4 separate regions of the Homo sapiens genome follow, and all the other regions are linked to region 4. Evidence: chromatin loops called from intact Hi-C (ENCODE). Cell type or tissue: CD4-positive, alpha-beta T cell. All regions are shown on one strand. Each heading gives the region's core, and the rest is flanking DNA. Links, peaks and the distances in the headings are about the cores only. Region 1 overlaps BAIAP2 (BAR/IMD domain containing adaptor protein 2). Region 2 holds the start of LOC124904078 (a long non-coding RNA gene). Region 3 has its middle 3.2 kb from the start of CHMP6. Region 4 holds the start of LINC01971 (long intergenic non-protein coding RNA 1971).

Region 1 (2,500 bases), core at 1-2,500, 380 kb after region 4:
AGGGCCTGGAGGAAGGAGGAACGGACAGGGACGCACAAGGTCAAACTCCGGTGGGCAAACCCCAAAGTGCCAGGAAGGCGCCCCAGATGGCCGGGGGAGGGGGTGGTGCTGCCCAGTGGGGGTCAGGCCTGGCTGCCGAGGGCAGGAAGGCAGCCCCGTCAGACACACTGAGGCTCACTGCTCCAACCACTGCCCTTGGGCCCAAGAGCCCGCGCTCCCTCGGGCGTACTCTGCGGCCTGCTGGACACAGACCAGCTGAGCACAGTGGGGACAAAGGAGGAGGAAGCCACAGGCATGGAGAAAGGTTCTGGGACTGGGAGCCGGCCGGGCCTGGGTCCTGGGAGCTAATCAAGTAACCCCTGCCCCTCCTGGCCATTTGGCCTAAGCAGGCTGCAGGGCCTGGATTCCCGGGACCCCCAGACCCTTAAGCTGTGGGCCAGAACTGCTATGTCTCTGGCACCTCTGGGGGCCTCTCCGGCTTTCACTGCTCCCCCCAACTCATCCCCGTTCCCTTCTACATGTGGCTGGGCACCCACGCTGGGGACCCACGGAGGATGTTGGACGACAGCCATTCTGAGCAAGTCCTCCCCATGCCACCCCTACCCCTCTGCTGCTGGCTCAGACCAGGGGTCAGCAAACCACAGCCCGAGGGCTGGCTTCCTGTTTTGTAAATAAAGTTTTATTGCAACACAGCTGTGCATCGATTTGTGAATCATTCATTCATGGCTGCCCTCACATTGCAGTAACAGAGCTGGAGACGGCACGGCCCACAGAGCCAAAAGCACAAACTTTGTGGCCCTTCAGAACGTCTGCCGAGCCCTGGCTGAGATCAGTGGTAGAGGAGTGAGTCTTGGGTGGCGCGGAGAGGCCAGCAGGGACCAGCACTAGGGCAGACGGCCGAGGGACACCGACCTCGCAGCGGCACGGCCCTGACACAGCGGCCACGAGCCAGCGTCACCCCCGCACCCTGAGAGCCCCGAGGCAGGCCCAAACCCAAGCACCAGGGAGCTACTACGAACTGCCCTGGGAGGCTGCCCTCACACCCTGGCCCCCAGCCCAGAGGCTCGTCTCTAAGTGGGTCTGTGGGACACAGGCCTCTTCCACACACGCCCGGGGGCCCACGAGCCCAGGAGGTCAGCTGCTGCCACCGCAGGCACATCCCGCAACCCCTCCTGGGAGACCTGCGGCAAGCAGCCTGGCTTCCCCGCCCTCCATCCCTGCAGGCAGCACCCCAGCCACTGACAGCCCCGCTCTCACTCCCTGGCCCCGTCATGGGGCCTGGCCCCCGCCAGAGGGCGCAGACGCCCGCCACTGTCCTGGGTCTAGCAGGCGGGAGGCCTGCGCTCCACAGCGCTCCCTGCCTGGCAGCTGTGGCAGCACAGCCTGTCACCGCTGAGTCCTTCAGCAGCGAGGCTGCCTCCAGGGGTCAAAGGTGCTGCTGCTGTCCTTGCCTGCACCTGCCCACAGTGCCCAGCAGGCCCAGGCCGGCAGGAGGGGCCTCTCCAGGGAGGGAAGAGCACTTGTCTCCTGGCTGTCCCCAGGCTGTGGGGACTGGAGCACTGGTTCTGTATCACGTGCGTGTGTGTGTGTGTGCACGCACGCGCACGTACATGAGAGTGTGGTGGGTGGGGGGAACAAGTGTCAAGGTATAGCCCGTGGATCCCTGCAACCCTTTATTTTAGAAAGACATGACCAGGGCCTCCCTGGTGGGCTTGGCTCCGGAACTACATCTTCGAAACTCTTGAAATGTTCCAGAATGTTCCAGGGGACACATGTGATCCCATCCCAACTCCTACCCATGGACTATGGGTGAACAGGGGCCTGCTGGCCCTGCCTGTTCCCGGTGGGGAGTCTGGCCTCTGGGCCTTGCCTGCTCTGGGGGCTAAGTCAGCCTCCTAGGAGGGGATCCCCTTGCTCACATCGGGGCTCAGGATATCCATGGAGGGGGCTGCTGCAGCCCGTCCCTGAGGAACTCGCTCCTGGTTCAGCAGGGCCAGGCTTGGTCCTGGGACATGGCGGATCCCAGGGCGGGATTCCCCCACAAGGAACGACAAGGCTGGGGATGCCGGAAACACAGGGCTGCAGGACTGTGCTGGGGGACGCCTAGCGGGAGACACAGGGCCGCAGGACTGTGCCGGGGGACACCTAGCGGGAGACACAGGGCCGCAGGACTGTGCCGGGGGACGCCTAGCGGGAAACACAGGGCCAAGAGTCTACCGGCCCAAGGAGGGGCCCTCAACAGATGACGGGCAGAGGGGTCTCTCAGAGGTCACGAGGGCAGCAGCATGTGGCCACCACCCAAGGCCCCACCTGGGACCACAGTGGCTCAGGGGTGCAGGCAGAGGTGGTAGAGGCACAGGTCACCAAGAGCCTGGGAGCCAGGGGAGGACCCTGTGACCAGGTTTGAGTCCCAGGGAGGCCACTCTGGAGCAGTGAGGGAGGGACTGGGGAGGCCACCTGAGAGCCAGGCAGGGCCCCTGGCTACCCAGGAAGCAAAGAG
Region 2 (6,200 bases), core at 1,997-4,496, 460 kb after region 4:
GTGTCACGTCCACCCAGACGGAATACAGACGAGCCGGGTGGACGTCGTGAGTCCAGATACACGAGAGAGAGCATGGCCTCCCCAGTGACATGCAGGAAGCACGCCTGCCCCGGTGCTCGGAGTTGAACTTAGGCAGGGGAGTCTGAGGCTGCCCTGCCGTCTCCTGTCTGGGGTCGTGATGCAGTGGGGCCTGTCATGAGTGGTCCAGACGTGTACCCCCGGAGGTGGAACAGTGACAGCCTCAGGTGCCCTGGTGCCTCCTCCTTCCCGGCTCTTCCTGGCACTCTGCTTCCTTCTCCTAACCTGAGAGCCACACGCTATTTCTTCTTGTCCATCTAGAAACCAAGGACATCTGGAAGGGGTCTTCCACCTTAGACCCTAACAGGGGAAGTGCAACGCAGCTTTCTGGCCGCGCTGACCCGACAGGGCTGCTCCGATGGGGAAGCGTGGCCACTCGCACAGATGTTCATTTGCACAGCATCAGACCACACAGCAGCTGGGGCCCTTTGTCCCACCGGCCATGGGAGCCCACAGTCAGCCCGTGTGCATGGTAGGTGCTCCAGAAATATGAGGTCCCTTTCTCTTTGATGAGACGTAACTACCCTCATGTCCCTCTATGGCTCGCCTCAGAATGTGCTAGAAGAGCTTTGATGAAAGGGGGATGTCTTGATGAACTGCACAGGGTGAAGGCAAAACTGGCCGAGGGGCCAGGCTGGATGTGTAGCGGGGAGGACACCTGCAGGAATGGAGTTTACCTAAATAGGTGCTCCTGGAGCCAGTAGTGCTAAGGAAGGAGCTCCCTGGCTTATCGTGCGCAGAGCCGCAGCGCCCCAGCCCAGCCACGGAGCCACACAGCTGCCTCTGGCTAGGGGCTAGGAGGCGGGCAGGGTGGGACGCAGCCGGGGGCAGTTGCCCCAGGGCTGGCTAGAGATGGCGGCCGTGGCCAAGCCAGTCTCCAGCCGACTTAACGCCAGAGCTACCGGGGCCCAGAGGAGGCGTGGCTGTGTTTCCAGTGAGAGCCAAGCAGTTTTCCAAAGAGCGCCGCAAGCTACTGCCAGGGCCTTTATGTTCTAAAGATGTGCGGAGCGTGTCTCAGTGGCTTCGCCGGCATACTTGGCCAGAAAGTAACATGATTTCGAGAAAACATGATTTGAGTGTTAAGCTCGAGAATATCATTTCCCCCAGCAAGTTCTTTTTCTTCTCACAAAGTTGGAAGACACAGAAATCTTTGTAGAGGTTCATGGAAAACTTTAGCTGTTTCCTAGCTGCCCAGATGAAAAGAATATTCCATCCACTGGGGGAAAACAATTACTCTAAACAGATTCGGGTGGCATTTTACCCCTCGTCCAACTGGCTGCACGTGACCTTTGCCGGCGTGGCTCCAATGCCCAGAGACGAGGCTGGTGTGAAGAGCTGGCTGCTGATCCCTGGAATCTGCCGCTAATTCTCACTCAGATTTTGAGATTTTCTCTGCGGCTGCAGGAGCCAACAGAGTCCTTTGTGCGGCCTCAGGACTCGGCTTTCAGAGGCCCTGGAGCCAGTGGTGTTGGATTCAGCCGTAATTCTTCATTCTTTGGCTCAAGGGAAAACCTTGATTCTGCACAGGATTGCAAAAGCCGAGGCACTCCAGCTAGGACACGGCGTCATTGGAGTGCCCTGGTGCGTTCCAAGGAAAGTTGAGTTGGTGATTTCCAAGTGGTTTTGGGCAGGGCAGGGTCTCCAAAAGGCTGGAGGTGCTGGAGGAGAGGCTGGGTTAGCTTGGCTGGAAGGGGCCCTGCCCTTGTTGCGTCAAGCCTGGGAGACTGGACTTGGGACTCAGGTGCATTTGGAGTTTTTTTGTTGTGTTTTTTGTTTTGTTTTGTTTTGAGACGGGGTCTTGCTCTGTCGCCCAGGCTGGAGTGCAGTGGCACGATCTTGGCTCACTGCAAACTCTGTCTCCCGGGTTCAAGCGATTCTCCTGCCTCAGCCTCCTGAGTAGCTGGGACTACAGGCGCCTGCCACCATGCCTGGCTAATTTTTTTGTATTTTTAGTAGAGACGGGGTTTCACCATGTGAGCCAGGATGGTCTTGATCTCCTGACCTCGTGATCCGCCCGCCTCGGCCTCCCAGAGTGCTGGGATTACAGGCATGAGCCACTGCACCCGGCCGGAGTTGTTTGTTTTGAGACAGGCTCTCTCTCTGTCGCTCAGGCTAGAGGACAGTGGTTAGATCTTGGATCACTGTAGCCTTGAACTCTTGGGTTCAAGGGATCTTCCCACCTCAGTCTCCTGAGTAGTTGGGACTACAGATGCGCGCCACCACGCCTGGCTAGGTTTTGTGTTTTTGTAGAGATGGGGTCTCGCTATGTTGCCCAGGCTGGTCTCAAACTCCTGGACTTAAGTGATCTGCCTTCCTTGGCCTCCCATCATGCTGGGATTACAGGCATGAGCCACGGTGTTGGCTGCATTTGGGTTTTATATATTTTTATTTATTTATTTATTTTGAGAGACAGTCTTGCTCTGTCGCCCACGCTAGAATGCAGTGGCACGATCTTGGCTCACTGCAACCTTTGCCTCCCAGGTTCAAGCGATTCCCCTGCCTCGGCCTCCCAAGTAGCTGGGATTACAGGTGCCCGCCACCACACACAGCTAATTTTTGTATTTTTAGTAGAGGCGGCGTTTCACCATGTTGGCCAGGCTGGTCTTGAACTCCTGACCCCAGGCGATCTGCCCAACTCGGCCTCCCAAAGTGCTGGGATTACAGGCGTGAGCCACCACGCCCAGCCGCATTTGGATTTTATAATAAGCTTTGCTGTGCAGGAGAAGTGGTCCCTGGCATCCCAGCCCCCTGGCCTGACGAGGTTGGAGGGCTCCTTGGGCCCCCACCACTCTGCTGCAGCCAGGGTGGGTGCAGGGCTGGGAGGGTGAGCCACGAACTTGACATCGGTGACCTTCACTGCCACCTGGTGGACAGCCTGGGAGTGGTAGCTGGTGGGCTGCGCGGCGGAAGGGGTGCAGTGTCCCGGACGAAGACGGCTGAGCATTGTGGAGACCAGCATAGAGAGGCCACAGCAAGTGGGGTGTGACATCAGGGACAAGGGAGAGGTCACAGACTCGGATAGTGGCCGTCCTGTGCTGGCCCCTGCATCTGGGTGGTTGGCAGGTGGAGCACCAAGATACAGGGTTGATAGGACTAGGCTGGAATCCTGGACTCTCTCTGATCCCGGCAAAGTCACAGAAGCTTCTCCTGTCCTGTCGCTGGTCTTTGGAAGGGAGGAGTGACACCCTCCTCCTGGGCTGGCGCGGGGAAGAGAAGCTCCCGCGTGTGAAACAGCTCCACCACCAAGCGCCTGCAGACGAGCGGTGTGTTCCGCCTGGAACCTGCCGAGGGAACGTGTGGGGAAGGTGTGGCCGCCCTGGGAGGCTCAGCTCTGCAGGAAATTCGCTCCTTCTGATGTGCGTTTCAAACGGCCCTACGACATCTTTTTCTTAAATTGAGGTAAAATTCACATAACATAAAATTACCCATTTTAAAGTGTTCTGTTCAGTCCAATGTGGTGCCATTCAGCACATTCATGATGTACAGTGGCAACTCCACCTTGTTCCAAAACATTTTTTGAGATGGAGTCTTGCTCTGTCGCCCAGGCTGGAGTGCAGTGGCGCGATCTTGGCTCCCTGCAACCTCCACCTCCTGGGTTCAAGCGATTCTCCTGCCTCAGCCTCCCGAGTAGCTGGGATTACAGGTGCCTGCCGTCACGCCCACTAATTTTTGTATTTTTAGCAGAGACAGGGTTTCGCGACGTTGGCCAGGCTGGTCTCGAACTCCTGACCTCAGGTGATCCACCCGCCTCAGCTTCCCAAAGTTCTGGGATTACAGACATGAGCCACCGTGCCCGGCCCCCAAAACATTTTCATCACCCCAAAAGGAAACCCCAGCCACTGGCAATCACTGGCTCTTCCCTGGCCCTAGTGGCCCCTCCCCCGCCCTGGTGGCCCCTCCCCCACCCTGGTGGCCCCTCCCCCGCCCTGGTGGCCCCTCCCCTGCCCTGGTGGCCCCTCCCCCACCCTGGTGGCCCCTCCCCCGCCCTGGTGGCCCCTCCCCCGCCCTGGTGGCCACTCCCCCGCCCTGGTGGCCCCTCCCCCGCCCTGGTGGCCCCTCCCCCGCCCTGGTGGCCCCTCCCCCACCCTGGTGGCCCCTCCCCCGCCCTGGTGGCCACTCCCCCGCCCTGGTGGTCCCTCCCCCGCCCTGGTGGTCCCTTCCCTGCCCTGGTGGCCGCTCCCCCGCCCTGGTGGTCCCTCCCCTGCATCTGTCCTTGGGCACTGGCCCATTGGACATTTCGTGGGACTGGAACCACACAGTATGTGGCTTCTTCCACTGAGCATGATGTCCTTGGGTTCATCCACGCTGTGGCCTGTATCAGAACTTCCCGCCTGTTGATGGCTGGATAGCTCCCCATGGGAGGGATGTCTGACATTTGGTTTCTCAATTTGGCAGTGGATGGATACTTGCTTGGGTCTGTACCTAGGAGTGGAGTTGCTGGTTCTTATGGAAATTCCATGTTTAGCTTTTTGGGAAACTGTCAAACTGGTTTCCACAGCGGCTGCAGCATTTTACCTCCCTGCCAGCCAGGGTACAGTTCCTCACAGCTTCACCACACTGGTTTTCTGTTTTTTGTTTTTGTTTTTTTAATTCTAGCCATCCTGAAGGTGTGAGGCAGATCTCCTGGTGGTTTTGTTTGTTTGTTTTTCAGACAGAGTCTCGCTCTGTCGCCCACGCTGGAGTGCAGTACTGCGATCTTGGCTCACTGCAACCTCTGCCTCCTGGGTTCAAGCGATTCTTATACCTCAGCCTCCAGAGTAGCTGGGATTATAGGTGCCCACCACCATGCCCGGCTAATTTTTGTATTTTTAGTAGAGATGGAGTTTCACCATGTTGGCTAGGCTGGTCTTGAACTCCTGACCTCAGGTGATCCACCCACCTCGGCCTCCCAAAGTGCTGGGAATACAGACGTGAGCCACTGCGCCCAGCCTCCTGGTGGTTTTGACTTGCATTTCCTGGTGGCGATGGTGTTGAGCGTCTTCTGCGTGCCGCCTTTTTCAAAGGAGCCGGAATTCTCCCAGAAATGTCAGTTCTCCCATTCAGTTTCCATCGGGGAAGTGAGCCTGGAGGACGCCGTGGAGTCCACACCCTACACCTGCCTTCCCCTTGCAGGTTTTTGGCCCAAATCTCAGCTCCTTCAGCTACATGGGGCCTCCCTGGACCCAACCCAGGGGCACCTTTTGGCCCAAGGGGAGTTTCAGAAGCAGCGAGGACAGACACATGTGGGGGGCATCTGCAGGTGGTAGAGGGTGTGAAAGGAGGTCCCTGAGCTGCCAGGCACCCAGACTGTGTCTGTAGGGAGGCCCCGCAGTCCCTGCACCCCCTCGACTGCCCGGTGCTCTCCGTGGAGAAACACGACAGACGCGGTTGGACACAGCACAGTGGATGGACGTCCCCACCTGCTCCCTGCAGACGCTTTGGGTGGAAGCCCAGACTGTCCCTGGCTGCCAAGCAGACCATGCTGAGGGGTGGTGGCCGGGAGCCAGGGAGCCGGCCCACTCCTGCCCCAGTGACACCCCACAGGCCACAGGAGAAATGCCAGGAGCCTCATGGTGTGGAAAGGGACACGGAGGCCCGGAGCACTGAGGGGCTTTCCCAAGGCCACGCGGCCGGGCACGGGGAAGCTGGGCCCTCCCGGCGCCTCCAAGGCCTCTTCCCGGCTGGAGGCAGCTTCACCCACCAGGCCTGGCAGTCGAGAGTCTGAGACTTCAGTAGTAATGGGGTTTCTTGGCAGGAAACTGGGAGATGAGTAGGTTTCCGGAAAGGCTGGAGAGAACCTGAGAGCTGAAGGGAAACACCGGAGCCAGCCTGGCCCAAGGACCAGCCTTTAGTCCAACCGCAGGCCCTGTGCTGGCTGGGGTGCAGCTGGCTCTGCCCCTGGGTGTGGCTGCTGTTACTGCCTCCCCGCCCCCCAAATGCAGCTCTCAATGCTGCCGGCTGCTCCCAACGTGAGGCCCAGCCTCAGCTGTGGAGCAAAGGTGCACCTCCAGGAGCATCTCCACCAAACCTCAACGAAGACCACCCCCCCCAGGAGGGGCAAGCTGGAACCCCCTGAGCTGACCTCCTGGGGCCTCCTTCGGCCCCTTTAACCAAGCACGGTGGAGCCCAGGCTATCCTGTCCA
Region 3 (6,200 bases), core at 1,390-3,889, 500 kb after region 4:
GCGACCGCCGCGAACACCGCGGCCTCCTTGGACCGGTACGGAGAAGTGGCACGGATACCTGGATGTTAGGGCCCGCGATGTTCGGGCCCGGGATGTTCTAAATGACGTGTTTCCGTGCACCCTTCCTGTGCAGGTGAAGGCAAAAATTTCTTATCTCCTAATTAGGTGGGATCCTTTTAGATTAACATAATTCAGTCTCCCCAGGCTTTCAGGAATCTTGTGCAGGAATCACTGTCCCACTGGCTCTGAACACAAAATGCCGCATTAATGATGTGATATCCAACGTTTTGCACTTTTTTTTTTTTTTTTTTTTTTAGATGGAGTCCTGCTCTGTCGCCCAGGGTGGAGTGCAGGGGCGCTATCTCGGCTCACTACAAACTCTGCCTCCCGGGTTCAAGTGATTTTCCTGCTTCAGCCTCCTGAGTAGCTGGGACTACAGGTGCCTGCTGCCACACCCGGCTAATGTTTGTTAGTAGAGACGGGGTTTCACCATATTGGCCAGGCTGGCCTTGAGCTCCTGACCTTCTGATCCACCCACCTCGGGCTCCCAAAGTGCTGGGATGACAGGCGTGAGCCGCCGCACCCGGCCCGCTTTGCACTTTAAAATGTTCCCTGAAATGCGACCAGCAGCGCCCTCCACCCAGCCTTTCAGCCCTGGGATCTTCCCTCTTCCACTGCGCTGCTCCCTGTCTGTAGATCAGTGCCAGGAGGAGACCAGCATGGCTGGGCTCAGCTTCTCCTTCCAAGGAATCGTGGCTGCGTCCCCCACAGAAGCATTCTTCCCTGGGGGGCTAAGAAACACATGAATGGGGATAAAGGGTAAAAGGGAGAAGCCACCCCGGTTCCCGCCTGAGTATCCTGACTGTGGTTCCTGAGCATTCACTAAGTGTCAAAGAAAAGCACTCAGCTGAGGATGGCTTGAGGCCAGGAGTTCAAGACCAGCCTGGCAACATAGCAAGACCCCCGTCTCTACAAAAAATATAACAAATAACATCAAAAGGAGAATAATTATCACCTGTTCCAAACCTCTGGACTCCAGAACCTTCACTGAGGTGAGGGGGCCCCTGAATTTTTGTGGGGTTCATCTCCCACCCTCTGATTTGTCTCACCAAGACATCTGAAGTACTTTTTTCCTTGGTGTCCATGGGGACGTTGAGGAAAAAAAAAAAAAAGACTTGCTACTCCCTGCTCCTCATGAAGGGGGAAGGAAGAGCTGGGTAGAGGAAGGCGTGATCCTTGGCTAGGGATCCCCCCACCGCCTGTGCCCACAAACCTAGGTGAGGACAGGGATTTTTGTTTTCCTGCCCAAATGTTGCATTTCCAAAGACCACCCTGGCCTGCCACGCCCCCATCCTGTCCCTATAAAATCCCCGAGACTCTAGCAGACTCCATCTGGCCAGGTGTGGTGGCTCACGCCTGTAATACCAGCACTTTGGGAGGCTGAGGTGGGTGGATCACCTGAGGTCAGGAGTTCGACATCAGCCTGGCCTCACATAGTGGACCGTGTCTCTACAAAACTACAAAAGTTAGTGGGGCATGGTGGCATGCACCTGTAATCGCAGCTACTTGGGAGGCTGAGGCAGGAGAATCGCTTGAACTTGGGAGGTGGAGGTTGCAGTGAGCTGAGATCACACCACTGTACTCCAGCCTGGGCGACAGTGTGATACTCTGTCTCCAAAAAAAGAAAAAGAAAAAGAAAAGGAATTGGAATCCATTTGATGCCAGTGTCTTGTCATTCCTGAGACGCTTGAGTATTTCCCTCCCTCTGTTACACAGTTACTTTGGTAAACAGGTACAGGTCCCTTTGGGGGACTCTTCCCGTGGCTTTGCTGCTGTATTCCTTGCAGCAATGCTTCAGGGGTCTCCCTCAAGGAACCTGGCCCCCAACTCAAGGGCTCCAGGTCTGTGAATTGGCTCAGCCTGGAAACAGGTGAGAGGCCGTGGCTGTCCACTGTGGTGACTCAAGTCAGGTTTGGCCACCAGACCCAGAGTTTTGTTTCTGTTGTGTAAGACAAACAGCACTCTGGTCTGCCAACCCTTTGTTTCACCCTGGGCACTGTGATTCGCCGGAGGACCCTGCAGGCCACGGCATCCCGAGCGCCAGTTCCTTCTGCCGCCGCTGGCACACACAGCCCGCGTGGGACTTGACGGCGGCGGTTGCCCCCTGTCCTGCTGCTGCTCTGGGATGTGTCACCCCATGGAGATCAAGGAGCGCATCTCTGCCGGGGCACCCCTCTCCCCGCGGTCACACTTGGCCTACGAAGGAGAGCAGTAGCAGGACTTTTCAGGGTGCAGGGGCTCCCCTCGCCCGGGTGTTCCTCACGTCCGGGAAGGTGGTGCTTCTGAGCCTGCAGGGCGTGGCTGGGTGTGGGCGTGCAGGTCACACTCACGGACTGCCTGTCCGTGGACCTTCGGATTCTCTCCTCCACAGCAGGCCATGGAGGGTCTGGGGTCTTGGGTTCGTGACCTGCGGGCCTCTGGGTCTGAGCTTCAGCCGTCGCGCGAGGGAGCGCTTAGCTGTGGCTGCAGCTGCAGACCCGGCAGAGCGATCAAGGCCCCCAGATCAGGGACTTCAGCCCCCTCTAGTGTTCCGATTCGGTGTTCCCGGTCCAACCCCCCCGAATCCACTCCCGCAGGTTCTCCCCAGGTTCCCCGCGATATCTATCTGAAATATCTCTGAATTCTTGTAGCATGTAAGCCAGGGTTTGCCAAACTACAGCCTGCGGGCCACATCCGGCCTGGAATCTATTTTTTTGTACAGCCTTTGAGTTAAGAGTGGATTTTACATTTCTTAAGGATTGTAAAACACACACACACACACACACACACACACACACACACACACACCGAAAAGGAGGAGGAATGGAGGAGGGAGAAGGAGAAGAGCAAGAGCAAGGTGGCCAGAGGCCGTATGTGGCTCACGGAGCCTGATATTTACTGTTTGATTTTTTATTTTTATTTTTTTTTGAGACAGAGTCTCACTTTGTCACCCAGGCTGGAATGCAGTGGTGTGATCTCAGCTCACTGCAGCCTCTGCCTCCCAGGTTCAAGCGATTCTCCTGCCTCAGCCTCCTGAGTAGCTGGTACTACAGGCAGCTGCCACCGCGCCCAGCTAATTTTTTTTTGTATTTTTGGTAGAGAAGGAGTTTCACCAAGTTGACCAGGCTGATCACAAACTCCTGACCTCAGGTAATCCACCCACCTCGGCCTCCCAAAGTGCTGGGATTACAAGCGTGAGCCACCGTGCCTGGGTGCTGTTTGTTCTCTTACAGAAAAAATTCCCAAGTCCCAGCATGAGCTGTTGTCTTCTGTGTCACGCTGTCCCGGATCCCTAAGATCTGATGCTAATTGTAGGCAACAGGAGGTGGCTGTGCTGGCTTGGGGAGGACGGCAACCTCTCACAAGGGTCTTAACGGTGGGCTCTTGAGGGTTTTCAAACTCAGGAGCACCAGCAACCTCAGCCACCACCACTCCCACTGGCAAGGGAGCCTCGGGGCACCCTGGCAGGAGCCGACTGTGAGCTCCACGGGGTTCCGGGCGCTGCCTCCACTCTGGGTCAGGGGTGCTGTCCTGTCAGCATTCTGCCTCTCAAGTGAGGACACGGGCAAGGCTGTGCGCTCAGCTGACCCTGTGATCAGGTGACACGCGGGACTGAACATTGTGTTTGATTTCCAGCAATGTCAGCCCCGTAGGGACCACAAACAGCAGCTCCTGTGAGGGCTGCCACGAACATTCTCTGCCTCTCAGCTGACCCGAGGCCTGGGAGGAGCTGCTCCTGCCAGCCATCTGATTGCTGTGAACGCCCAGTGTGTGGAGCAGGAACCCCCAGTCCACAGTCCTGGGGTGTCCTTGCTGTTCTGCTCTGAAGGGCAGCAGCCGCTTGGGCACCCCGGCACCAGTCTCACCCAGCCCTTTTTTTTACCCAACCAGAGGCCACAGCAAATCCACTGCAAAGTGGGGCCCAGCACCCCGTTTCCCATTGGCAGGAAACTCAGCCAGGCATTCACACCCTAGGGACGATGCAAACAGTCCCCAAATGCCCTCCTGGGACCTCTCCTTGTGCTAACTCTGTACCATTAGGTTCCAGGCAGGAGACAGAAACCACACCAGTAATTTGAACAGGAACATTTAATATAAAGAATTATAAACTAGAAAAGGAGGTTTCACTATTAAAAGGTTACAAGAGAACTCTGAGGAATACAGGAATAGCAGTGCCAGAAGCAGCGTGTGTTTCTAGGACAGACAGGGAGCACACGAGGAGAAACCAAGAACCTGGAAGAACATCCCAACTCAAGGCTGGGCCTGGCTCTGCTGGACCCTGCAGGCTGCCCCTGCCCGCAGTGGAGGAAGTTGCCCTGGGCTCTGCTGGACCCTGCAGGCTTCCCCTGCCCGCGGTGGAGGAAGTTGCCCTGGGCTCTGCTGGACCCTGCAGGCTGTCCCTGCCCGTGGTGGAGGAAGTTACTGCAGGGTGAGAGCCTAGCCGTCCGTGGGGAGCCTGCCAGTTGGCCGAGAAACTCACTGAGGGGTGCATCTGGGCCAGAGCTTTTCTAACAGGAACTCCTGCCAGGTGCTTGAGAATCTTGCTGGGGAGCACGACAGACGGGGGGTGTCTGCGAGAAGCAGCCCATGGGTGGCAGAGACTCACGGAGGAGTCACCCGCACACGGAGCCACTGGCAGCTGCAGCAAGGAAGGGGTCAGACAGGGAGGCCCCATTCTCTGCCAGGCCTCGCTGCAACCTCCAGCTCCCTCTCCCGTCAAAGCCTCAGGCTGAGCTGGCCAGAAGAGGAGAAACGTTTACAGGGTCCAGCTCCACCAGCACAAACAGGCCTAGGAAGGGTGGATTTGGAGCTGAGGGGTGACAGTGGCACACCGCTGAGCCTTTAATTATGGCGGCAGTGGTGCCATGTCACTTCTGAGACCAGGTGACAAAAGATGACACAAGGCTGGGTGTGGTGGTTCACACCTGTAATCCCAGCACTTTGGGAGGCTGAGGTGGGAGGATTATTTGAGCTCAGGAGTTCAAGACCAGCCTGGGCAACCCAGTGAGACCCCATCTCTATTTAAAAAAAAAAAAAAAAAAAAAAAGATGGCCAGGCATGGTGGCTCACACCTATAATCCCAGCACTTTAGGAGGCTGAGGCGGGCAGATCACTCAAGGTCAGGAGTTTGAGACCATCCTGGCAAACATGGTGAAACGCTGTCTCTACTAAAAATACAAAAATTAGCTAACGTGGTGGTGCACACCTGTAGTCCCAGCTACTTGGGAGGCTGAGGCAGGAGAATTGCTTGAACCTGGGAGGCGGAGGTTGCAGTGAGTTGAGATCATGCCACTGCACTCCAGCCTGGATGACAGTGTGAGACTCCATCTCAAAAAACTAAACTAAACTAAACTAAAATAAGACACAGTGTCTACCTGGTGTCTCCTGGACTCTCGTTCTTGGAACTCAGCCACCAAGTCAGGAGGAGCCAAGCAGCCCCTGGGAGGAACCGCCCACTGACACCACCTGGCCAGCCATGGGATGAGCCTTCTTAGAAGGGAAATGTTCTAGTCCCCTCATCCGCTGAGCCACCCCAGCTGATGTCACACGGAGCAGAGACGAGCCTTCTCTGGTGTACTTTGCCTAAATCACAGATTTGTGAGCAAAATACGTGTTTGTTATTGTTTTAAGCCACTGAGTTTTGGGGTGATTTGTTACTCAGCAAAAGATGACCAGAGCAATGGTTGTAGGTGCTTAGAGAAGGCAGCAGGGAGACTTGAAGGTGTTGGTGTCTGCCCTTCCACGGAGAGGCATGTTCTCCCCTTTATTTGGGGGCCCAGTCCTGGGACTGGTCAGGCCGGGGAACTGGTGAGGGATCGCCACTCTCCATTAAGGTATTTCATGGCAGATCTGGTTTTTTTCTTTTTTCTTTTTCTTTTTTTTTTTTTTGTGAGACAGTCTCACTCTGTCACCCAGGCTGGAGTGCAGTGGCGTGATCTTGGCTCACTGCAGCCTCCGCCTCCCAGGTTCAAGTGATTCTCATGCCTCAGCTTCCCGAGTACCTGGGATTACAGGCATGAGCCGCCAGACCTGGGTAATTTTTTGTATTTTTAGTAGAGATGGGAGTCTCACCATGTTGGCCAGGCTGGTCTTGAACTCCTGACCTCAGGTGATCCACCCACCTTGGTCTCCGGAAGTGCGGGGATTACAGGCGTGAGCCC
Region 4 (6,200 bases), core at 1,457-3,956:
CCGGGTGGGCGTGCTGGTGCACGCCTGTAATCTCAGCTACTCGGGAGGCTGAAGCAGGAGAATCACTTGAGCCTGGGCAAGACAGAGGTTGCAGTGAGCCGAGATGGTGCCACTGCACTCCAGCCTGGGCGACAGAGTGACCCTGTCTCAAAAAAAGAAAAAAAAATTTTTTTTTAATCTGTAATTTGTTAATTATTTCAGTTAGCGTTAGTATATTGTTTGTACGAAAATACTGCTTTTGGGCCGGGGGCTGTGGCTCACGCCTGTAATCCCAGCACTTTAGGAGTCTGAAGTGAGCGGATCACGAGGTCAGGGGATTGAGACCATGCTGGCTAACACGGTGAAACCCCACCTCTACTAAAAATACAAAAAATTAGCCAGGCGTGGTTGCGGGTGCCTGTGATCCCAGTTACTTGGGAGGCTGAGGCAGGAGAATCGCTTTCACCTGGGAGGCGGAGATTGCAGTGAGCCGAGATCGTGCCACTGCACTCCAGCCTGGGTGACAGTGTGAGACTCCGTCTCAAAAAAAAAAATTGCTTTTTATAAAAATGAAAGCTGTATAACAAGAACAATAATAAAAACAGTAAGCGTTGGTGAGGATGTGGAGAAACTGGAGCTCTCATACAATGCATGCGCCGTGAAAAACACATTAGCGGTTCTCAAAGAGCGAAGGGTAGAATTACCCAGCAGTTCCGCGCAGCCACACACCCAGAGAACTAGGGGCAGGAACACGAACAGTGTGCTCAACACGAGTTATTCCAAATGTTGACCACAACGATACTCACCACAGAGAAAAGGTGGAAACAACCCACGTTTCCATCCATAAATGAATAGAGAAACAAATGTGGTCCCTCCATACAATGGACTATGATTTAACGTTAAAAAGGAAGGAAATTCTGACGCACACCACGCACAGATGGCCTGAAAACATTATGCTAAGTGACATGAGCCAGTCACAAAGGACAACGTCTGTCTGATTCCACTTATAAAACATCTAGAATAGGCAAGTACAGAAACAGAAAGTAGGTAAGAGGTTGCCAGGGGTTGGGGGGAGAGGGCAAGGCCAGGGGCTGGGGAGAGAGGGAAAAGGAAGTTGGTGCTTAATGGATAGTCTCTGGAATGACAAAAAAGTTCTGCAGACGGATAGTGTTGAGAGTCTCACAACATGGTAAATGTACTCAATGCCTTTGAAGTGTACACTTAAAAATGGTTAAAATGGCAAAATGTATCACAGTTTAAAAAATTATGGGCCAGGCATGGTGGCTCATGCCCACATAATCCCAGCACTTTGGGAGGCCGAAGCGGGCCGATCACTTGAGGTCAGGAGTTCGAAACCAGCCTGGCCAACATGGTGAAACCCTGTCTCTACTAAAAATATAAGAAAATTAGCCAGGTGTGATAGTGGGTGCCTGTAATCCCAGCTACTTGGGAGGCTGAGGCAGGAGAATCCCTTGAACTCGAGAGGTGGAGGTTGCAGTGAGCCAAGATCACACCACTGCACTCTAGCCTGGGCAACAGAGCAAGACTCAGCCTCAAAAAAGAAAAAAAAAATGTAACTTGCCCAAACTAGGCCGGGCGTGGTGGCTCACGCCTGTAATCCCAGCACTTTGGGAGGCCGAGGCGGGTGGATCATGAGGTCAGGAGATCGAGATCATCCTGGCCAACACGGTGAAACCCCATCTCTACTAAAAATACGAAAATTAGCTGGGCGTGGTGGCGGGCACCTGTAGTCCCATCTATTCGGGAGGCTGAGACAGGAGAATGGCGTGAACTCGGGAGGCGGAGCTTGCCGTGAGCAGAGTTTGCGCCACTGCACTCCAGCCTGAGTGACAGAGTGAGACTCTGTCTCAAAAAAAAAAAAAAAAAAATTTAGCCAGGTGTGGTGGCATGTGTCTGTAGTCCCAGCCACTTGGGAGGCTGAGGTGGGAGCGTGGCTTGAGCCAGGGAGGTTGAGTCTGCCATGAGCCATGGTGGTGCAAATGCACTCCAGCCTGGGCCACAGAGCAAGACCCTGCCTTGAAAAAAAAATTTTTTTAAAATTTATAGCTGTAATTTCGGAAGCAGTGTGTGCACTGATGCCTGCTCCAAGCATGCTCTTGGTCTGGATGCGGCAGGATTTCAGTTCCAGGAAGCAGCTATTCTCTGCGCTAGAAGGCCGCTTCTCCCCAACAGAAAGGGCAGCAATGCTTCACCAGGTGTGTGCCTAACAGTTCTCAATCCCACTGGGAGAGCTGCGAGGGAAGTATGGCTCATTCGGAATGGACACACACAGGCGGCTCCAGTACAGAGAGGGGCTCTAGGCCCTGAAATGCTGTGCTCCTCGCAGGACACACAACTCCACGTGACGGGGATAACACGCGACACAGCTCCTGCATCGATGCTCCCCAGTTCCTGCCTGGCTGCTCCCCCAGCTCCTGCCTAGGTTCTCCCCTATCTCCTGGCCTTATGCTCCCCAGTTCCTGCCTTTGTGCTCCCCCAGCACCCCCAACCCAGAGTGCTCCTTCCCTCTGGCCAGGCCCCCTTCCCAGCCCCGCCCCTTCGGGGCTCAGGCGGGAACCGAGCTGGCTTTTTCCTCCCAACCAGAGCAGCTCCCTCTGGTTCCCAGGTTGCCTGCCCTTCCAGCTGGGAACACCGGCCTTGCAGGGAGGGGCGGGGGTGCTCACCACGAGGCGGCCACACAGGGCGCGAAGGGGTCCCAAGGCCCACCCAGGAGGAGCGCCTGTCTTTCCGTGGCGGGCTGCGCGCGCTGCCCACGCGGCCACGCTTGGAGCCTGGCAGGAGGCCGCCATCCCGGCCACGGCCGCTGGAGGGCGCCCCCGCACCGCTCCTGCCTGCCGGTTCCCGCGGGAGGGCGCCTGTGGCGGGCGCCGGAGGTTGATCTGCTGGTTCACGCCAGGATTGCGAACCGGCGGCCGGAGCGGGAGGCCGCAGAGCCGAGTTCAGGTCGCAGTCCTGACCCACCTGGCGGCGACTTCCTGTCCCGCGGCTGTGCTGCAGCTCTCCAGGTTGGGGTGAAAATGCAGAAACGGTCCCGTGGGCTAAGTCACGGACGTTCGTTTCTCACAGCGCCGCGTGCCTGCCTGCAGGCAACCGAGCCACGCACGCCGAGGCCGCCCCACCGCCCGGGGCCTGAACGCGCCGGCCCAGACCGGCAGCCCCCTCGGATCCTAAGACCTCTGCACCGCAGCGCAGGTGTGGGGGTCCTCAGCCGGCGCCATCCAAGCAAGAGCCGAGAGCGCGAGCGCCACGCCTTCCCCCACCCTCTGCCCTGCGCCCCTGGCTGGCGGTCCCTCCTGCAGCGGCTGGCCTGGAATTCGGGCTGCGGAAGGGGCTGCACCCACGCGGGGCTCACGCCATGGATGTGGGCGCTGGGAGGGTCTCCGGCTGTTTCCTGGTGCTGCCCAAGAAGCAGGTCCCTCGGCCAAACCAGCCCCTGTTCTGGTGCCCGCCGGTGCCCTCAGCCTGCGGGCCTAGAGGCCAGAGTGCTGGCGGATGGGCAGGTCCTGACCACGCCGTCCTCCCTGGGAGCTTACTGGTGAGACGCTCGTCTGCCTCAGGGGGCCCAATAATGGTCACTTGACATAAAGGGACAGAGGTGGTCTGTCCAGGGTGACGGTGACCACTGTCCTGGCATGTGACGGAGCCCAGGCCCTGGGCAAGCGCCATGCTGAGAGGGGCTGGCCGCCCGCTGCCGGTGGCCTGACTCAAGAAACCTCGCTCCCCTGAGCGGCAGCTGGAGGAGAGGCAGCGGCAGTGGACCTCTGGGGACGGATTGGAGGGGTGGCCCTGCGGCCCTTGCTTGGGCAGGAGGGACGCTGCAGCAGCTGCTGGAGCTCCCAGGCAGGGGCTGTCCCTCGGTCAGCTGGGTCACAGAGCAGCCGGCGCCTGCGTCATTCTCAGCCTGCCCGAGGGGGAGGCTTCCGCTCCAGGTGGGTGACCCGGGGCCCTTGCTATTACCCCCACAATGTTTCCTCTTTCCTCTCTGCCTCCTCCAGCCTCCCTAGGCAGCCTCCTCTCTTTCTCTGCTGGAGCCTCCCAGCTTCCGGAGGCCTCCTTGTGAGAGCAATAAAATGTCTTTGAAAGGAGGCTGGGATGTCCAAAGGGTCATCACAGGGCTGGGGGCTGAGAAGCCCAGAGGTGGCTGGGTAGGAGACACAGGCCTTGGCGTGCTTTCAGGGGACACACAACAGGGACAGTCCCCACTGACTTTCCTCCCACTCCCCCTCCACTAACTCACCTCCCTCTTGTCAACACGGGGGGTCTCCTGCCCTGGAACATTCAGGGAAAGAGGTGCGTCTGAACCCCGCCTGGGGAGACAGACGCCCTCAGGCTGTCCTCTTGGCTCCGCTCCCCTCTTTCCTCCTGTTCACCGCTCCCAGCCACCCCGATGGGGCCTGTTTAATTGATTCAATTTGTTCAACAGTAAAAACACTCCACAGATGTCAGCCTCCCAGCACCCCACCCCTGGGGAGCCGCAGACACCTGCCAAGCCTCTGGGGCTGGGAGTCCTTCCATGGGCCACTAACACCAGGATCTGGGGGAGGCCTCTGGGCCTGGGAGCTCGCGTGGGTGCCCCCGCTCACCAGACCAGAGCAGCCACTTCAGCCCAGGGACTGCTCCGTGAATGGCACCAGTGGCGTTCTGAACAGTGATCTGATGCAAATATGTCCTTCTGAAGGATTTAATGTTTTTAGACTCCCAGGTCTGGGAGGATGACCTTGGAGATGAGGTCAAGCTACCATCCCAGGCTCAGGCCACTCACTGTCAGGGTCCCACCTTCTTCATCAACCTGGGCTCGGGGGGTTTTCCAGGTAATCAGTGCTGGGAGGGGGACTGAGGGCTCCCAGGGTCCTGATCCTGTCCCCTGCAGGGGAGAGGCCCCTCGCCTACAGATTGGGAGCCCTGCATCCACAGCTTCAGCGCGGTGGCCCGTCCTACTCCCAGGGATGTGTGTGGCCACAGCCACGCTGGGAGATGCTCTCAGGTGTTGTCTAAGGGAAGACGTGGGCCTGGAGGTCAGGAGACCCAGGCTGAACCCCTGACGCCCCTGCCCGGACCACAGCCCTCTCTCCCTGTGAAGGTCCCTGGTCCCTGGGGCCACCACTTTCCACCCCAGAGGGAGGCCCCTGCGATTGATTGGTTGGCTGAGTGACTGAAGCGGGGGACGGTTTAGGGGAGCATTTGCACAGCTGGCCAGGCTGTGACTGTGGGGGCCTCTGCCCACCCCCATCCAGCCCCACCTTGGACGAAGACGCCCCAGCCGTGATTAGGAGAAGGCTCACCCTGAAAACGGTCTCAGGTTAGAGTTACCAGGACATCTGCCTCTCCAGCTTGGGGGTCTCTCACGTGCCCCTCTCAGGCAAGATCGGGCCTATCATTGGCTTAGGTTTTAGGAAGGTCCCAAGCTCATTTGCCAAGGGCTGAGCTTCCCCATAACTCCCAGGACACAGGGAGAAGACAAGGGGAGGGAAACTGAGGGACGGAGATGAAAGCGCTCGTCCCAGCGAAGGACCCGCGCTTCAGGCGCTGGGCCCTGGCGGCAGTGAACAAGCTGGGGGTGGGGCGTCGGGCCGCGCCCCCGCCCTCCGGACCCCCAGCGCGGACCCCTGCTCCGGGGCGGGGGCGCTCACAGTCGCGCGAACCCGGAGGTGCGGAGAGAACAAAAGGGGTCCCGCCCCCTCCCCCGGGCCGGCCCGCCGCAGCCAATCGGCGCGGCCGCTATCGCCTCCGCTCTCTGATTGGCTGTGCGGCGGCCAATCGGGTGAGGGGGCCGCCAGCCCGTGCGGCCCCACGTGGGGCGGCGCGAGGGGCTGTTAGAGGACCGCAGCGGGCGGGGCGCGTGGTTCGATCGCGCGCTACGCGCCTCGGGGACGCGGTCCGCGCCACCCCCAGCCGTCCCTGCCGTCCCGAGGCCCCCAGCGAGCGGCGCCGTGGCTTCGGGCGCGCGGGGCTCGGGGCCATCGCCGGGTGCTGTGCGGTTCCCGGCTCGGAGGCGCTGGGCCGGCGTCGCGGCTGCCCCCTGCCCACGCGGGAGGGAAGCGAGCGGCGCTCAGGGACCAGGAGCGAAGGCCTTGCCACCTGGCGAGGCGGGGAGGCCAAGGTGGGCTGTGGAAGGAAGAGGCGGGCCTGCCGCTGGTGGTGGTGGGATCAATTCATTCATTCATTGAGTCCGTCATTGACACCTCCTACTCCAGGGCCCT

What was found. Hi-C counts contacts between places; a loop is a spot of excess contacts. Peaks named below come from ENCODE experiments on the same cell type or tissue, not always from the same donor. Only the 100,000 strongest peaks of a DNase experiment are listed, where the experiment ranks them.
Region 1: a loop joins it to region 4, with 10 times the contacts of the local background. A loop is called at or near these places in 3 of 110 quality-filtered maps.
Region 2: a loop joins it to region 4, with 3 times the contacts of the local background. A loop is called at or near these places in 4 of 110 quality-filtered maps.
Region 3: a loop joins it to region 4, with 3 times the contacts of the local background. A loop is called at or near these places in 3 of 110 quality-filtered maps.

Annotation. Positions count from the first base shown.
Region 1 is chr17:81,100,729-81,103,228 of GRCh38, reverse strand. The region is part of intron 7 of BAIAP2 (BAR/IMD domain containing adaptor protein 2); the gene reads right to left. Among named protein-coding and RNA genes, the nearest start is that of MIR657, 23 kb to the left of the region's middle. RefSeq lists enhancers at 494-1,010, 1,011-1,528. In CD4-positive, alpha-beta T cell, for the core only: CTCF peaks have their summits at 1,130 and 1,338 (motif pointing right); a DNase peak (open chromatin) is centred at 1,338.
Region 2 is chr17:81,020,723-81,026,922 of GRCh38, reverse strand. It overlaps LOC124904078 (a long non-coding RNA gene), which reads left to right and starts at 6,005. Exons shown (of 2, transcript XR_007065934.1): 1 at 6,005-6,200. RefSeq lists an enhancer at 3,002-3,061. In CD4-positive, alpha-beta T cell, for the core only: a CTCF peak has its summit at 2,937 (motif pointing left); a DNase peak (open chromatin) is centred at 2,932; H3K4me3 peaks cover 433 bases.
Region 3 is chr17:80,985,532-80,991,731 of GRCh38, reverse strand. No RefSeq gene overlaps it. Among named protein-coding and RNA genes, the nearest start is that of CHMP6, 3.2 kb to the left of the region's middle. RefSeq lists an enhancer at 2,346-2,535. In CD4-positive, alpha-beta T cell, for the core only: a CTCF peak has its summit at 2,533 (motif pointing left); a DNase peak (open chromatin) is centred at 2,571; H3K4me3 peaks cover 424 bases.
Region 4 is chr17:81,481,082-81,487,281 of GRCh38, reverse strand. It overlaps LINC01971 (long intergenic non-protein coding RNA 1971), which reads left to right and starts at 5,816. Exons shown (of 2, transcript NR_184097.1): 1 at 5,816-6,100. RefSeq lists a silencer at 2,535-2,944, a cis regulatory region at 2,302-3,099 and an enhancer at 3,003-3,653. In CD4-positive, alpha-beta T cell, for the core only: CTCF peaks have their summits at 2,628 and 2,832 (motif pointing right); DNase peaks (open chromatin) are centred at 2,861 and 3,861; H3K4me3 peaks cover 555 bases; H3K27me3 peaks cover 708 bases.